2 separate regions of the Homo sapiens genome follow, and region 1 is linked to region 2. Evidence: chromatin contacts called from ENCODE Hi-C or POLR2A ChIA-PET data. All regions are on one chromosome and are shown on one strand. The core of a region is the stretch at or near the end of the contact, and the rest is flanking DNA. Distances in the headings are between cores, read along the strand shown. Region 1 overlaps AKAP13 (A-kinase anchoring protein 13). Region 2 holds the start of CHD2 (chromodomain helicase DNA binding protein 2).

The links. Hi-C counts contacts between places; a loop is a spot of excess contacts on that map. ChIA-PET counts read pairs that join two places held with the same protein, here RNA polymerase II (POLR2A). Pooled maps may share reads with other maps.
Region 1: a map with no recorded cell type shows a loop between it and region 2 (13-fold over the local background). The contact joins the enhancer-like site here to the promoter of CHD2 in region 2. A Hi-C loop is called at or near these places in 3 of 37 single-sample maps with no recorded cell type and 2 of 50 pooled maps. POLR2A ChIA-PET finds 5 or more read pairs at or near these places in 1 of 52 experiments (T-cell).

Annotation. Positions count from the first base shown.
Region 1 is chr15:85,688,472-85,694,378 of GRCh38, reverse strand. It overlaps AKAP13 (A-kinase anchoring protein 13), which reads right to left. Exons shown (of 37, transcript NM_007200.5): 17 at 928-1,102. Among named protein-coding and RNA genes, the nearest start is that of LINC02883, 67 kb to the left of the region's middle. RefSeq lists enhancers at 1,110-1,159, 1,600-1,649, 2,590-2,679, 2,830-2,879. Within about 2 kb of position 4,463, at least 31 of the 41 ENCODE cell types and tissues checked have a DNase peak (open chromatin) inside an H3K27ac peak, as active enhancers do.
Region 2 is chr15:92,899,074-92,904,978 of GRCh38, reverse strand. It overlaps CHD2 (chromodomain helicase DNA binding protein 2), which reads right to left and starts at 4,655. Exons shown (of 39, transcript NM_001271.4): 1 at 4,155-4,655; 2 at 3,680-3,812. The coding sequence starts at 3,741. It overlaps MIR3175 (microRNA 3175), which reads right to left and starts at 580; the gene lies at 504-580. RefSeq lists enhancers at 287-526, 807-986, 1-1,047, 4,317-4,526, 4,567-4,636 and a silencer at 687-736.

The DNA.
Region 1 (5,907 bases), core at 3,214-5,713, 7.2 Mb after region 2:
AGACCATGTGGGTCACGATGCCTAAGATACTTTTTATCTGGTCTTGTACAGAAAAAGTTAAGCAACTCCTGCCTGAGAGTGTCTTATCAAAACCAGGAACAATGCTCAGTTAGCAGACTTGGCTTTCAGCAGGTCAGCACAGAATGTCCCTGAGCACGGAGGTGCTCTCCCTTGGCCGTCACTATGGCTTAATGTTGGTAATGGCTGAAGCATATACCAAAGTAATAGAATAAAAATGAGCACATATGATCTAACAGAAGACCACTGAGTAGCTTTAGGGTTTGGGGTTATGGATAATTTTGATGCTGACACAGACTTTTAAAACGTGCAGTGGTTTAGAGATCATAGAACAGAGTGCAGATGCTCCTCATCCTTTCAATGAGGCTACATCCACATAAACCCATGGTAAATTGAAAATACTATTAAGTCAAAAATGCATTTAAATACACCTAACCTTCTGGACATCATAGTTTAGCCTGGCCTATCTTAAACATGCTCAAAACACTTACATTAGACTATAGTTGGCCAAAATTATCTAGCACAAAGCCAGTTTTATGATAAAGTGTTGACTATCTCATGTAATTTATTGAATACTGCACTAAATGTGAAAAACGAAATGAGTGTACCAGCACTCAAAGTACAGTTTCTACTGAACGTGTATTGCTTTTGAACCACTGTAAAGTTAAAAAGCTAGGCTGAACCATCTTAACTTGACTGTATTTGAAATTGGGGCTGTCTGAAAAAAATATAGGCTGTATGTTATACATCTAGAATTTCTTTCTTTTATCATGTCTAAAGAAAGATATAAAAAGGGTTACTTCTCCACATAAATGAGGAACAGATAATGAGTGGGGACAGGAAACAAGAAATGAGCTTTCTTGAGCCAAGAGAGTTCCATCTTACGAGAGGAAGAAGCATGTCTCTTACTTGCACAAGTATAGGCATCTTTGTTGGTGAAGGGCTTCATACACTGGCTACAGCTGATGGGACCCACAACAGGAATGGAACTGAAAGTGTGCCCGTTGACAGTCTTCTTATCTTTCTCCTTGTCTTTAGAATCTTTCTCCTTCTCCTTAATCTTATCTTTTTCTTTTTCCTTTTCCTGCCGAAGAAAAGAAAATAATCCACAGTTAATTGAACACTGGAGGGCTTTCTCCTTACCTGGGCACCCAGATGGCATGTGGTTAACAACAGCTGGTGACTATTTTGGAAAGGAGTGAGAAACAAAGTTCTGGGCAAAGTGTTTTGTTTTGTTTTTTTAAATTAAGGCGTTGGCACGCAAGCTACATTAGAAAATTCACACGAAAACTGGGCAGGCGGAACAGTTCTGGCAGTGGCTTATTCATTGGTTACTTCTACCAACAGACACAATACCCAAGGACCAGCACTGCAAGGAGGCTTCTGACACCTCAGTACAGCCCTTCCTCAGCAAGCTACAGCACAGTCCACACAGGAAGAGAGTCATGGGTTTAGGGCCAGCTTTAGGCAGAGGGCAGAAAAAAGGGTGGCAGCAATTCTGGGATCAGCCTGAGGGAAAAAAAGATGCCTGGGTGGCATGAAAAATTACCGAGGCTCCTCTCTTTCTCACATCAATTGCATATCCCTAAGTGACGGAGTATGTATAAAGTCTCCTCCTTTACTCTAGTTAGAAATATTAAATATGCCCCACATATACATTTTCAGTTTCTGCTAATTAGAATTTTAAGGTTTGTAAATATTAACTTTGCCCTAATTTTCAAACCGGCAAGAGGAGACTGATAAGAAGGGGAGGCTGGAAAACCGTACAGTGGTTAAGAATACGGACGATGGTACCAGACCTCGGTTCAGATTCAGGTACTACTACCACTACTACCACTACTGCCACCACCACCACCACCACCATCACCACCACCACCACTACTACTACTCAGTAATAGCGTGACCCTAGGTAAATTATTTCTCTGAGCCTTAGTTTTCTCATTTGTCAAATGGGAGTAATCACAAAAGTACCCATCTCATATGTTTTTTAAAACATATGACAATTAGGTGAGATAATACATTTCTAAAGCATTTTGCACAGTGCCTGGCACACAGTGAATACACAATAATGCTTAGCAATATTATTAATTACTCATAATTTACTGGAAATGAGTTTCATTAGCTCATTATTCTCCTAAGCCAACACAGAAAGGTATTGCTTGCAGTAAGGGAAAGGAAGTTTTGATGTGAGCAGGGAAGATAGAAGAAATTGGGGAGTGGCTAAAGGACAACGGTGCAGGGCAGGGAGGATAGGAGAATGCACGGATGACAGGAAGGAGCCTTGTTAATAATTTTTCTCAAAAACCACCTTTGTTGTTCCTCAAGCTAGATACCAACAGGGTCACTTCCTTTAAAAAAATGGGGTTCCAGGGAAAGGAAGTCCCAAGGCTTAGTAGCTCACTCCTCTACCCTGAGTACCTAGGGGTGCAGGAAGGCAGGAAAAGCAGGCAGTGTCCCTAGGTTGGAAAGATAAGCTTCCTACGCCGTGCTCTCTGACCTCTTTTGTGAAGCTCCTTTCTTTCCTGTGGTCTTCCCTCACTTGTCAGAGTGGCAACAGAAACTGATACTCATCTTGTGCTTCCTGTGTGCCCAGCCACTGCCCAGGTGCTTCTACTTACTGAGCAGGCCAAAACCGGGCTAGGTACAAAGCACAGGGGACACCAGCAAATGAGACATGAGACTGGGTGAACAGTGGGGGCACTGGGCTGAGAGTCAGGAGCTCTAAGTGCCAGATTAAGTTGGCCATGTCACCTTAAGAATACTGCAGGAATGTCAGAAATGTTCTAGAGACAGACTGAAAGCAGAGGACTCATATGACATCAAGCCTCAATCTAAGAGAGGCTGTTGTCAAAGCTTACACAGTCATGAAGAGGAACGGAAAGGAATTCAAACACTGAAAACTTGAAGAACTACTGATGAGTGGTGGGTCCTTAATGAAATATCTAAAGCAGTCAGGGACATTTCAGGTGGACACCATCCTTAGGAGGCCAGGACCATGGGGATATAACCATGCTCTCCATAAAAGGTCCTTTAGAAGCACTGTTTGGCAGAGTACTTGGCTGGCTTATCAGTATCAATGAAATAATTTCCTTTCAAACCAACTGGACTACAAAGACCTACCATTCACAAGGTAAGAGGTTTTACCTATTGTCAATACCATTGTTATGTCCTAAAAAAATTCCAGGAAAATGGGTGTCCCAAGTCAGTGATCATGACAACTACTAAATGCCTTAACATTTTGAATCAATGTCTTCTACATACATCATTTCGTCTGACTCAATAACTCTGAAGTGGGCAGGGTGAGCATTATGCTTCCCATTTTACAACGTAGAGGATAAAGATAATAAATAACAGCTAAAAATCTGAACAGTTACTACGTGCTAAGCACTGTAGTAAGCAATTTACATGTATTTTCTCACAACAACCCAATGATAATACTAGGTATTATCTCCATTTTACATCTGAAGAGATTGAAGCTTAGAGATGTTTAATAATGCATTTGAGGCCACACGCCAATAACTGCTCAAGCTGAAATTAAGATTCAGATCTGGCTGACTGTAAAGCTCAGCTCTCATACACTGCACTATGCTGCCAGGGACTGGAGAGGTTGGTTGACTTGCAAAAGGTCACACAACAGATGATCAGCACAGTCAAAATGGGAACCCAGGTCTTCTGACTTTCTGTTCAGAACCCAACCACTGTAATGAAATGGTAAATAATTGCTAGATCTATGATTCATGTGAAGTCTTTTGTTAATCAAATACATATAATGAACATCTAAGAGCCAAATTACTACACTTTTGAACTATAAAAAATAATGAGAGAGGAAGGGAGAAAAACTCCTTCACTTTACAAAACAGGAAGCTGTTCTGAGTGAAAATTGGTAATCACTAAAGTACATAAAACTTTAGTAATAATCAACAACTAAATTTGGGTTTTTTCAAATAATTTCTTTCTTTTAACTAAATTTTGCTAAAGGTTTTTCCATGCATAAAATGTTAAATGGAAAAGCATCTGATTTTTTTGCTCAGGAAAGTTAAATTATACTTCAATCGTTTAAAAAATCTTTTTATGGCAACCAGCTTATCCTCTCAAGCCTTGCAATGCTCTTCAAACCTGAATAAATAAGAAATAGCTTCCCTTTGCAACAATCCAAATTAGTTCTTCCCAGGATGGAAACAAAACAAAACAACCAACTCCACTGGCTCTTTCTGTGTTTACTAGAATTTAGTGCTTTAAAGAAGTCAGGCTCTTACCTCCCCATGCTTTGGTCCTATGAATCTCACTGTTATGTGGGGTACTTCATGAAACCGAGCCCATTTTATCGACATGATTCGACCCCCATGCCAGGAAGCGTGCTCTCACAGAAGCGGGGGCGCATGCCGTCAGGGCAGAGCTCAGCAGCTTTGAGCTGCCATTAGTGAAATCGTAAGAGGAAGCCAGAGACTGGCTGAGAAAGGGAAGGAGGGAGGGCTGAGGCTGCTTGTTTCCTTAAGACAGTCTTAACTGTTTGAATGCTGCTGCTAAAGCCAACAACCCTTGTTACAAAGGATACAGGAAATGAAACGAGACCTCACTCCCCCCAAAAACAGTGTGTGTGGACAGTGCTTAAGCAGCAATATAAGAACTCTAGCAAGGTTTGAGGCCAAGTTTTTACACGGGAAGTTAAGGAACACATCTTACCTATTTTAAAATAGACTCCTCATTTTGTAAAATGCAGTGAGTTTCATAAGAAAACTTTTCAGTGAAGTTGCCTGGTGTAAAGTGGTGACTAGTTATTTTCTGAAGTTTGACTTTTCCATGTTTAACAACTGGCAAAATGCTTTAGCTGTGTGCTGGAGAAACAGGCTAACGGTATTTAACAGGGATAGATGCAGGTAACAACTGCACTAGGACACTATCAAAGGTGATTCTTCACTTTTCCAAAAATACCCCTTTATACATGTAATTACAATAAAAAGAACACTCTGGACAACTGTGAAAACATGATATGATCAAACAACTGTCATGTTACAGATCTTTAATCAAAGAAGGAATGAGAATTACATTTAAAATTAAGTCTTTGTAAACACTACTCTAGGAGGCACTTCTGAAAGGCCTATGGGTACAGCTCTTTTTTATACAGACCACAGGACCTAGGAGCTGTAACTGAATGTCCTGTTACAAAGTCATGTAGTATACTTGCAGCTGTGCAGGAATTTAACCTGTGCACTCAAAAATACCTACTTCAAATCAAATAGATTTGTCTAAAACATTTCTAACCACCTCTTGTTTGTCTACAAAGAGGAAAGCTTAGTATTAGGTTGGTGCAAAAGTAACTGTGGTTTAGAAAAAAGAAAACCAGTGTGATAGGATGGTTTGAAGAGGGTCATTCCACACTCCCTTTGTGAACTCGAACACCATGCATATGAGTGTTTAAATACTCTGTAACACGCAAAATTACTTAGCAGGAAACAGCACTATCTCTCAAAGATACTAAGACAAAAGCAGAAACTGCCAGTCTTCCTGCTATACTTCCTGTTTAGCATCCCCTCTCATCTTCCACAAACACATTCAATATATTTATCTAATCTAATCACTTATGCCAGTCGGTGATAATTCTCAAAAGGACATAGGATCAAGGACTCAATTTCTTAAGTTTATATACAAAACCCAGTGATCCAGACAAAATATGTTACCCTCCTAGGAATGTGAACAGTTTACTGCCTACTGGCTTTTGGCTTCTTTGGACATGTTTAAGAACTGTTTATCATCACAATTATACAACTGAATGGAATATATCTAGGTTAATCACTATAACCTATTTTCATAAAGATATATATATCATGCAAAAGGAAAGCAGACATTTTCAAATAATCCTTAGACACTTCTCTAAGAGTTACAGGTGGC
Region 2 (5,905 bases), core at 3,406-5,905:
GAAAATGTACGGTACCAAGTAAAAACGCATGGGGACAAGTTCAAATAATCTTCCCTTTGTTTATGAGCCATGTATTAAACAGCTGTTAACACCCGTCAAGAGGTTTTCACTAAAATAAAAGTATCCGCCTCTGACACTCAAACGTTTTGGTCAATTGTAACAAAATTAAACCCACTCATCTCTTCACACTGAACGGGGGCGGGGAGAAGGGACGCTAAGGTATGAAAAGGGAAAATGTAAAACTGGGCAAATTTTCTATTTTAAGATTTCCAAATAGTGCCTTTAAAATTTATAAATAGTGCCTGCACTTTTTCTCCAAAAGCAGCCGCTTCTCAAAGAGGATAAACCATTCCCGGAAATGGGCAAAAGAACACACTACAGGGTGCGGACCGCTACAGGCAAGGGCGGACAAGACTGCCAGGAGCAAACGCGTCCAGGAAAGAAGCCGCCCACCGGAAAGTCCCAACTAGAGTTCCCTTCCTTTTCCCCTCGGCGTGCGGCTCCCTGGGTAGGGGGAGGAGAAAGCGCCCGACATGCGCACGCGGCCAGACGTCACTGCGTTCTCTCCCCGCCCCCCAGGGGAGCCGTCTGACGTCACGGGGCGGAGGCTGCCGAAGGCGCCGCCGTTGACCCTGCTGTTACCAGGCGCGCGCACAGCCAATCAGCACCCCGCGCCGGCGCCGGCCGGCCTTTGAACTCGGCACGGCAACTTCCTGCTGTTTGGCGAGTACACAGTGCAATGCAGTATGTCTGTCAGCGCTGCGGCACAAAGGAACAGCCATTTTGTGACTGAGCTGGACCTGCATCAAGATGCCAGGGGCTCAAAGAGCTGCTGCGTGCCCTATCGAACTGCCTTTTATGTCGGCACCAGAGTTCCCCAGAAGAGCAGAGAGGGGGAAGGAAATAGGCTTTGGTATTTCAGATTTCTATTAGTTTAGATTCAGTCTTCTCCAAAATCCCGTTTTTTAATGTATTATCAGCGTCATAAAATGGCTGCCAGTTAAACTGCCTGTTCTAGTACACAAGTAACTGCATTATGCCATTTCTAATCATCCCCAGCCTTTTAGAATATCTGGTAAAGCGCCCCTGAAAATTGTAGGATTTACCCGCACCTCAGGTTATAAAAATAAATCTGGCTCAAAGGCAGACGATTTGGAGATAAATTTAATAAACTCGTTCAATTCTTAAGATAAATTGCTAACGTGGTGCCGTGGAGAACACACTGAACTCTTTGTGTGCACACAGTCCCGTTTTCATTCTTTGATGTTACTTAAGTTATCCCCAAGCTGCAAATTATTCAGATAAAAAGTATGGTATACTTCTCGTATGTCCATCATTAGAACTTTGTTTTAAATACTTAGAAATTTTACAAATATCAATCAAATGTTTTTAAAATCGCGTTTTTTAAAGTTTTTAATTTTCAAAAATCGTGATAAAGTATAACAGACTTTAGCATTAACTTCAAATTAAAATACAAACTTATATAACCACTATTAACTACTGCACTATTTCCAAAAACAGGGTATTACCAGATTTACCTAAACTTGCACTCATTCTTTCCAGATACTAAAGTAATTCTCAGACCAAAGTTTACTTGACCTGCAAACTCATTTCCTCTTCTGTGGCTCAGGCTGCAAAGGTGATTTTCGTAGTATTCCCTAAACACTATACTTTGGGCAATAAAAACTCTGATGGCAGAAGGAACCAAGTACTAATTACAGGGACAGTTCAGCTCAGTAGAAGTAATATTAATCTACCACATTAAAACACCACTAACATTCTACAGCTGCACATTTTAAAAGGAAGTGATGTCATAATTATGTACATGTATTAAGATATGAAATTTAGGGTAACTAATTTAAAAGTAACTATCTTCTTTTCAAAGAGTCTTAAATATTTTTGGACATCCATCAGGTATATGATTCAAAGTATACTTGACAAACCAATTTAAAAGTACAGTCAGTACATGCTTCATGTACAGCTGTAACCTCCACTACCAGTAAGCAAATGCCTGACAACTTCCAGGTAGTTTTCCAGGTGAGAGTAAAAATACTGAAAGAATACCAACACTGCTCAATTTTTTAGAATTAGAAAGCACAGTCTGATCAATGATGTTAACCACAAACCTTGCATAAGAGAGCCAAAACCCATGTGAGACCTATGCAAATGATACACTCAAGGGAGCAACAATTTTAGTGCTGAATCTTTAATAATTTGCCAAATATATCTGGAGGTTCTCATTTCTTCAAATTGTCATTACTTTCCAGAAAAAAACAGCTTAGGATGAGTAAAAAACTTTTCTGTCCTCAATTTAATCTAGTAATTTACATGGGCAATTCAATTAAGACAGCACTACAAACTGGGTGACAACTCAATGCAAAAAAATTTGGTAACTTATTTTCTAAAGCAAGGCTCAATATGCTTTCAGTCAAATAAAATAAATAGAATTCAGCATATTAGTAACACATCATGTTCAAAACTTTCAAATTCACTAGCCTAATAGAAAAGTGTATTATTTATAAAAATTAGAAAAGTAAAAATTGGGAAGGAAAACCACATAATGAATCACATCCTTGTTAAACTGCATGATTTAAAATTTATAATATGAAAATGCATAAAGAACACATCAAAAAATGCATTCATATGTACTTTTAAAAATTAATATACAGAGGTCATACAACAAAAACATCTTAGAGGCTTTATTACTTCATCACTAACAAGGTACTCCAAGGAATGTGAAACAGATCATGATTTGCACAAACAGTACATTTTTAAGCTTCAGAAGATAAAGCATTCCAGACGACTCTGTCGAAATACATCAATAAATTTAAAGCAGCTACATCTAAATTGTGAGGATAAAATACATCTACCAACAGGAAATCAATGTCTTAAGCATACAAATGCAAACCTTAAAATAATTTAAATGTAAAATATACAACTGCAAATATTAATCACAGTAACAAACACAAAATAGAAGTATATATTAAGAGTATTCCAGGATTTCTGTTATTACAGATTTGATTTCATAAATGCAGGAACTCTAACCATCAAGTAAAGGTTTTGATAAATCACATCAAAATTTCCTAAAATGTCAAGTGTATCAAAAGAAATATAAAGTCACATAAAAATATAAACTGAGAGGCATCAGTCAAAGGGTCCTTTAAGTGATTTTGTTTTTAAATGTACATTTTTTCATTCATATAACTTTCTGATATGTCTATTTACTATAATTTACTACTACAAGGCTTCTCTATGGCCCTCAGTTACAAGTTTAGATATCCTGGATTCTTCAAAGAAAAAATTTGCCTTGTATGTAAAATGGTGCAATGCAGCAATGGCTAAACCGACAAGGTCATTTTTCTGCAGTACAAAAACCTAAAAACTGAAATTTACTGACAGAAAAACTGTACATTACAGTAAAGGCCCCTTTGAATAAAGGTACCTTACCTTTTGACTGCTGTAAGAGGCCTTAAGTCACAACTCAACTTTCATAAATTGCTACCAAAAAATTAGGGTGTGGCATATTAGCAATCTCAAGGTCATGCTTTAAAAAACGAATCCAAATTAGAAAAACACAATAAAACAGACAGCAATCCATGTCTGTCAAGGTAAACAATTGTAAGCTGAGGTTTCTCCCCCAAAAAAAAAGACAAAAAGGAAGAAAGTTGATAGCTCATACCTCGATGCATTGCTGTGTAGCGAACTGTCCTCCTCTTGGCTTTTGTCCTTATTTCTCATCATCTTTTAATTCTTAAATATTAAGGGGGAGGGGGAATCTGTGTTTGCTTTGAAGTCCTGTGCCCAGGTATTTACTGTCAAAAGTTGAAAGAAAGGTAAGGTCCCGGCTTCTATCGATGCTTTTTATTATCAGGAACAAAGTCCTGACGATGTTAACGATATTGTTATAACACAACAACGGTAAGCACCAAAAAACTAAATATTTCTATTTTTTCCTTAAAAGAAAAAACAACAGGATAAACCGAACAGTGGAAGCATCACTATCAATAAGGAAACTTTCTCAAAGTAGCACACTAGATACAAATAACAATCTCTGTATCTTATTGCGTCATCCAAGAATTTCTCGTATTTACAGAAAACAAGGCAAACTTAAACAAATAAATCTTTAAAATTATCACCAATGATCGTGAACTTACCTGATCCATGTAGTATGTCCAAACCAAGAGTCCTATCTACTAGTAGAAAAATATCAGATCCCAAATAATTAAAAATAAAGGCAAAATCCTCCGTTAAAAAACGAAAAATAAATAAAATAACCCTCAAATATGTTAACTGGTCAAAAAAATAAAGCAATAATTAATACTAAAACAGGTCCGAAAGAAAAAAAACCTCATTAGGAGAGCGCACAAAAATGGAGGTGCGCCATGGCTTCTAAGCTGGAAAAAACAACGACCTGGGCTCTCAGTACGGCTGCTTCTTTCCAACAAGGCACGAAAAGAAAGCTCCTAAAAGCTGCTTTTCTCCCAAAAAAAGGTTCGAATCGACCCCAGTAAGTCCCTAGGAAAGGCAGGGGGCTACGGGGGCCCCCTGAGGCTGCCCGAAAGTTAGGGAAAGTTGCGTAAAGTGAGGCAAAGGCAGGGAGCAGAGCGCGCTCTCTCTAAGGCACAGCCGCCATCTAGAGCCTCCTTCCCAGCTCTGAGAGCTCTGCCTTTGATTGACACTCTCTACATTTACCCCACAACTCAGGTGATGTACCATAGACCCACCCCTTCATCTCCACCAAAAAAAAAAAAAGGAGAGAGAGAGAGAGAGACAGATCCTCCATCCCAGGGAGCCTAAGGACCCCCACCCCCACACCTCCCTGCCCCTCCAGACCACCCCAACAGGGGGAGGGGGGAGGGCTTCTTAACCCCCTCTGGCTCAAGCACCCTTTTTAAGCCAGAGAGAAATGTAATTTGTTCCTTTTGTCTAAAGATCTGCTAAATATTTCAGTCCTTGAGCTAAAATAACTTCCTCCCTGGACAGGAAGTGGTGTTTTATCAAGCCATTTTGAAAAAGGGATAATTCTTAGAGAATCTAAAGCTCAGCTAAGTACTAATCTTTTTAAAAATTAATCCCCCAATGGGTGAAATGATTGCTAAATAAAAGTAAAACCTTAATTTCATAATATAAATTCAAGTTTTTCCTTCTTTATGATGCCTAAAAATAATCTAAAGACAAAATTTAAGGGGGAATTTTCCATCTCCACTGGAAGAAAGGGGTAACTTTTACAACTCAAGAGCGCCTCCCTAGTGTTCAAGTTGCACTGGAGCAAAAGTTAATGCAACCAATTTTTATTCAAGAATATCCATTTTTCTTTGTTCTTTCACAAAATTCTTTAACCCATTATATAACCTTGAAAATATTACACTCCTCCCCCCAAAGAAACTTCTCATAATCACAATATATTTACTTCCCATACTGATTCAGGCAAAAATTCAAGAGTATGGTCCAAACACGATCACCTTTAAATCAGTAACCCAAGAAACTCCACGTCCAAATCCAACAGAAAACACATATCCCAACACTTCCCTTATATTTCAAATCAAGTAAGTATACACCCATTTCAACAATGTTATTAACAATAGGACATACGTGATTGCAAATTATCAAAGTAATGTCACAAAGCAAATTCTCCTAAATATCAAAACCATGAGATCCACAGAAACAAATTACTAATTCCAGAAACAATATCCTACCAAGCACTCCATTCAGACAAGCATATTCACACACCCAAAAAAATCCAATCAACTTTCCTTATTCAACATAATCTGCCAGAACCATGTCTCTCCCTCACTGAAGAAATCCACTTTAGATTTACACCAAACAAAATCAACAATGTCCAATCTAGGTAAAATCCATAATCCAAACTGTTTCAATTCCATACTCTACACACAAAGATAAATTT